Linked DNA regions of Homo sapiens: region 2 is linked to region 1. Evidence: read pairs that join two places in POLR2A ChIA-PET (ENCODE). Cell type or tissue: PC-9. All regions are shown on one strand. Each heading gives the region's core, and the rest is flanking DNA. Links, peaks and the distances in the headings are about the cores only. Region 1 has its middle 33 kb from the start of CYP24A1. Region 2 has its middle 150 kb from the start of ZNF217.

The links. Peaks named below come from ENCODE experiments on the same cell type or tissue, not always from the same donor. Only the 100,000 strongest peaks of a DNase experiment are listed, where the experiment ranks them.
Region 2: POLR2A ChIA-PET joins it to region 1 with 8 read pairs; 1 of 35 experiments calls an interaction of 5 or more read pairs at or near these places.

The regions. Positions count from the first base shown.
Region 1 is chr20:54,139,764-54,142,690 of GRCh38, forward strand. No RefSeq gene overlaps it. Among named protein-coding and RNA genes, the nearest start is that of CYP24A1, 33 kb to the right of the region's middle. RefSeq lists an enhancer at 1-388. In PC-9, for the core only: no CTCF peak of the experiment used is centred there; a DNase peak (open chromatin) is centred at 1,338; H3K27ac peaks cover 2,500 bases.
Region 2 is chr20:53,746,716-53,749,642 of GRCh38, forward strand. No RefSeq gene overlaps it. Among named protein-coding and RNA genes, the nearest start is that of ZNF217, 150 kb to the left of the region's middle. RefSeq lists an enhancer at 1,536-2,129. In PC-9, for the core only: no CTCF peak of the experiment used is centred there; DNase peaks (open chromatin) are centred at 1,666 and 2,596; H3K4me3 peaks cover 378 bases; H3K27ac peaks cover 2,500 bases.

The DNA of each region.
Region 1 (2,927 bases), core at 228-2,727:
TACTCATTTAGGGACATAAATCATCATAGTTGTAAGCCCGTGCTCCAGGGTCAAAAAGAATATTGGGTTCAAAGACCAGGTCTGCCTCTTATTGCCTCTGTGACCTGTGAGACGTTTCTTAACCTCTCTAAGCCTCTGTCTCCTCATCTCAAAAATGGAGATAATCATACCTCACAGCTTTGATTAATGTGAAGATTAAAGTGAGATGCTGCTTATAAAAAACTTAGCCATAATAGGTAGCATAACAATTCTCAGTATATATTATCAATGACTCCCTTTGCTATTACTCCTTTTATTAGTAATACAGAGCACAGCTACTCCTTGAAGTGTTTCATAAAGTTTGGTGACACTCTTAACACTCCTGAGAGGTCAAGCATACAATTGGCTTAGGTTGGAGGAACAGTGAACTTGGTGGTCTTGTTGAGCCCTGGTCATGCATAACTAGGATGCCAGATGCTTCGACCTGTAATAAAAAATTCCCCTTGAGCTTGGTAGAATTTGGCAGGCTCACCGTTCATCCTTACATGAGCCGTGTGAGTCAAGCACTGGGCCAGCTCGGCAGAGGCATCGAAGTTCAATCACAGCGCAAAATCTAATCAATTCTCACAGTCAATGAATGAACTGATGATTCAGGTATTTATAGCAAAAGGTGTGAAGAGATTATTTGGAACATGGTGGAGGGTAAGAAACAGGTATAAATCTATTCCAGAATTTCATTTCTTGTGAGTCTTCTAGGAAATGAGATGAATGAACTTTTAAAGAACATTCATTATTCAGCTGAGATTTTTGAGCATCTACTATGTGCCGGGCATTAGGCTAGCTTCTAGCAAAGGAGCTGAGAACAAGACTATGTGAGCACCAGCTCTCACAGTGTTCAAAATTTATGTCAACATCTATGCTGAGTGTGTAGCCCTTATTACTCAGCTTGGCACTTTACCTTTCTCTAAGTTGTCAGAAACTACTAGAAATTTGAACGGTTTCCATCAATGTATTCAAATGAATTGCTTTAGTGGTGGGCAGAGGAAAGATCCTGTTTTTTCCTCCCCTAACACGCACATCCCATTAATCAACAGATTCCTTGTTATTTAATAATAAATAAAAATACATTAACTTGTTGAGGCAAACATGTTTCCCAAAGCCATTATTAAAACTGAATTACCAACAACATGGTTTGAACAGTAATATCATGACCACAAGTCATTTTTCTCAGTTGACTTTCTGACTGGTGATACAAAATCCATGGGAACTGTCTGAATTGCGAGGCAAATATTTTAGTAATGAGTCGATCCCCAAAACAATTTCAACACTGGAATGGAAATTTATACATTCCTTAAGCTTTGCTTCAAAGACAGGTAAAATTCCTTCTGAATTGGGTAAATGGAATGCATTCTATAAACTGTACCCTTTTGTTACAATGAACCCAATTGCTCCCGTCGTTCATAATCTGGCCCAGCAAGCCAATTCTTTGTTCCATTGCTAATCCATAGTGCAGATTTTAATCTCCAACAATTAGTAACCCATTCCTACATATCTTGGAAAGTTCATGACTGTCAGGGTAGGCAATTTTTACGTTGTGTATATAGGTCTCCAAAGAGACAATACATGTTTGTGGAATGAATACATGCTTTTAAAATTCCCATTTCAATAAGTGGAGTTTGCAGGATACTTTAACATAGCCCAGCTGAGAAAAATTTTAGTGAAAGAGGAATCTAGAATAGTAGTTTCCAACTGAGGGTGATATCATCCCCCAGGGGACATCTGACAATGTTTGGTGTCATCTTCGGTAGTCACATCTGAAAGAGGGTGCTATTGGAATCTAGTAGGTAGAGGCCAGGGATGCTGTGAAATATTCTACAGTGCACAGGACAGCTTTCCTACGATGAAAAATTATCTGGCCCTAAATGCCACTAGTGCTGAGGTTAAGACACCCTGATCTGGAGGGAATGCTTCTCTTTCTTTCATCTCTCTCACTGGGGAAGTCAGCTGTGTTGTGAGTAAGCTCCAGCAGCCCTATGGAGAGGTCCATGTGGTGAGGAACTAAGGCTCCCTGAACAGCAGTCAGCAACTTGTCTGTCACCTAAGTGAGGCATCTTGCAAGGGCATTTTCCAGCCTCGGTTGAGCTTTCAGATGAAAGCGGCTCACGCAGACACCTAGATGGCAACCTCATGAGAGATTCCCAGCCAGAACTAGCCAGCTAAGCCACACCCAAATTCCTGGCCCTCAGAAGTTGTAGACCAGTGGTCCCCAACCTTTTTGGCACCAGGGACTCGTTTCATAGAAGACAATTTTTCCACAAATGGTGGGGTGGTGGGGGATGGTTTTAGAATGAAACTGTTCACTTCAGATCATCAGGCATTAGTTAGGTTCTCATGAGGAGCAACAACCGAGATCCCTCACATGTGGAGTTCACAATAGGGTCCACACTCCCATGAGAATCTAATGCTGCCCCGATCTGACAGGAGGCGGCACTCAGGTGGTGATGCTCGCTTGCCTGCAGCTCATCTCCTGCCATGTGGCCGGTTCCTTACAGGCCACAGACTGGTACTGGTCTGTGCCCTGGGGGTTGGTGACCCCTGTTGTATGTGATACATTCTTCTAAGTCATAAAGTCGTTAGTAATTTCTTACGTAGCAGCAGAAAACTAATATAAGTACCTTACGTTGTATCTACACCGAATGGCTTCATTTTATTTTCCTGTATTCCGGTGAGTACAAGAAGAATGGTGAAGGATATGCTTTTTGATTTTGTGGAGAAATGAAGACTTGCAGAATAAAGCATCTTGCTTAGTTAATAGAGTCACAAGCCATTTGATGGAGTACCTGTTGAGAGTATAGCCTAAGGAAGCCTTGACTTTGAAGCCCAAATCTGCCACTTTCTAGCCAAGTAACATCTCTAAGCATTGATTTTTAAAATATGGGAACAACAGG
Region 2 (2,927 bases), core at 179-2,678, 390 kb before region 1:
CAGCCTCCCGAGTAGCTGGGACTACAGGCGCCCGCCAGCATGTCTGGCTAATTTTTTTGTATTTTTAGTACAGACGGGGTTTCATCTTGTTAGCCAGGATGGTCTCGATCTCCTAACCTCGTGATCCGCCCGACTTGGCCTCCCAAAGTGCTGGAATTACAGGCGTGAGCCACCGCACCCGGCCAAAAACTTTATTTATAAAAACAGATGGTGGGCCAGATTCCTTGCAGTTGCAGTTTGCTGACTCTTGGCTTAGACCAATCATGGTTCATCTCCTGGACTCATCTCCTCTGAATATATTGCTGACTAAAGGCTGAACCAGTAGGGATTCTCCTAGTCAAGGAAGACATAGGTGAGGATTCCTGAGAAGCATGTCAATTCCTGTGATCTAAGCCATTGGCATGGAGCAATTCTTAGGTTATTTTTGGTGGAGGTAAGTGTTAGTGATTCCCCCACAACCTAGCTACAGTTTATCATAAAATCAAATCTTGGCTGGGCGCGGTGGCTCACGCCTGTAATCCTAGCACTTTGGGAGGCCGAGGTGGGTGGATCACGAGGTCAGCATTTCGAGACCAGCCTGGCCAACATAGTGAAACCTCTTCTCCACTAAAATTACAAAAATTAGCCAGGCTTGGTGGCGGGCACCTGTAATCCCAGCTACTTGGGAGGCTGAGACAGGAGAATGGCTTGAACCCAGGAGGCGGAGGTTGCAGTGAGCCGAGACCACACCATTGCACTCCAGCCTGGGTGACAGAGTAAGATTCCGTCTCAAAAACTCAATCAATCATTCAATCAAATGTCAGTCCAAATTCTGCTACTCTTTTTGTTTTTTTCTTTTTTTTTTTTTGAAACAAGAGTTTCGCTCTTGTTACCCAGGCTGGAGTGCAATGGAGTGATCTTGGCTCACTGCAATCTCCCCCTACCAGGTTCAAGAGATTCTCCTGCCTCAGCCTCCCAAGTAGCTGGGATTACAGGCACCCACCACCACGCCTGGCTAATTTTTGTACTTTTAGTAGAGATGGGGTTTCACCATATTGGCCAGGCTGGTCTCGAACTCCAGACCTCAGATGATACACCTACCTCGGCCTCCCAAAGTGCTGGGATTACAGGAGTGAGCCACTGCGCCCGGCCCAAATTCTACTACTCTTATAGCCAAATATTTATTAGCAAAGCAGGCACAAAACAGTTCATACAACCTGTTCTGAAAGGTTGTTGACAAAGTCCCAGCATTTTGTTCTTTTTTTCCTTTATTATTATCTTTATTATTAAATTTAATTTAGTTTTTGGCTGGAATCAAATGACTGGTATATTATTATTTTCAATTGACACATAATAGTGATACATATTCATGGGGTACAGCGTGACATTTCACTACATGTATACAATGTGTAATAATCAAATCGGGATAATCAGCATAGCCATCACCTCTAACATTCATAATTTCCTCGTGTTGTGAACATTCAGAATCCACTCTTGTAGCTATTTGAAAATATAAAATAAATTGTTGTTAATGATAGTCATCCTATGTACCCTATACAGCCTAGCACTCCGTTCTTATAGGTGCTCTGGTCACACCCTGCAGGAAGGGTGTATTCAAAGCAGGCATAACAACATTCCAAAAGCTGGGCCCTGTGCTCTCTGGCCTGTATGAGGCAATCAGAAATTCTCTTAAACCAGTGACTGGAACAGAATCAGTTAGTGAATGAGGCAGGGAAGGGTATAGGTGAAGGGTAAAGGGTTGCATCCTGTATCACATTCTAGTCAATCTACTTGTCCTGAGTACCTTAATTCCACCAATGAAAATCCATTTGTAATATCGTCATGCAAATTAACTAGTCACTAGTTTCACCAATAGAAACCCTATTCCTGAACTGCAGGAAGCACTCGCAATACCTGTGGCCGGAGTGTGGACCTTTCTAACATTGTGCTTGCGAACCATCCTGAACAACATATTCTTCATTGCTGATTAGCTGACCCCTCTTATTATACAGCCAAGCTTAGACTCACTGTATGGATAGTTTAGCTCGCTGATTAATTACACTGAAGTATGTTCAAGTAAAGTACAGATCTGGTAACCAACTATGTCTACTACAGGGCTTGTGGCAAGGATAGGGATGATGTGGTTAAAATCCTGGCAGACAGTGGGCACTTATTTAAAAAAAAAGAGAGGAATAAAGAGTGCTATGACTGCTGTTCAGAGAACTTGTCAGAAGTAAAGTAATACCAGTCTGCGTGTGTGTGTGCGTGTGTGTGTGCATGTGTGTCTGTGTGTGTGCGCATCTGTGTGTGTGAGTGTGTGTGTGTGTGTGTGTGTGTGCTCTCAGCCATATGGCTTCCTGTGCTTTCTGTGCTTTTCTGATTTTACAAGGTAGAGGTACAGACAAGAAAAAGGAGGCACTGATTGGATAAGAGCTGGGTTCAAATCTAGTTTGTTGCTCACTAGCTGTGTAAGTTTGTCAGTTGCTAGGTAAGTTGTTAAAACTTTACAAGCAGTGGTGTAGCACAGCTCAAAGTAGAAAATAGTGCTGTTGGTTTTCCCCTCTGCAGTTGTCAAGAAGGGGCCTCATATGCAACATGGGGATAATGATGGTGATGATTAAGTAAGAAGGCGTGTGAGACAGAGTCTACTGCCTGCACACAGCAAGCTCTTGGTAAATGTTGTCTGCCATTATCCTCATCCCGATTTCGCAGATCAAGGCTTACAGAGCTTAAGTGATGCTCTCAAAGACAGAGGCAGAGCCTGGGAAAATAACAGCTACACAACAGTGCCACCCACACCAAAATAATATATTCCAGGGGTATGGTGAATCTTTTACCTAAGGCTTTTCTAGAAATTAAGGACACCTATCAGTGATTTGAGTCTTACATTTAAATGACAACGTTGAAAAAGTATTTAAACAGGGTCTTTGGCCAGTGTAGGCTGCATT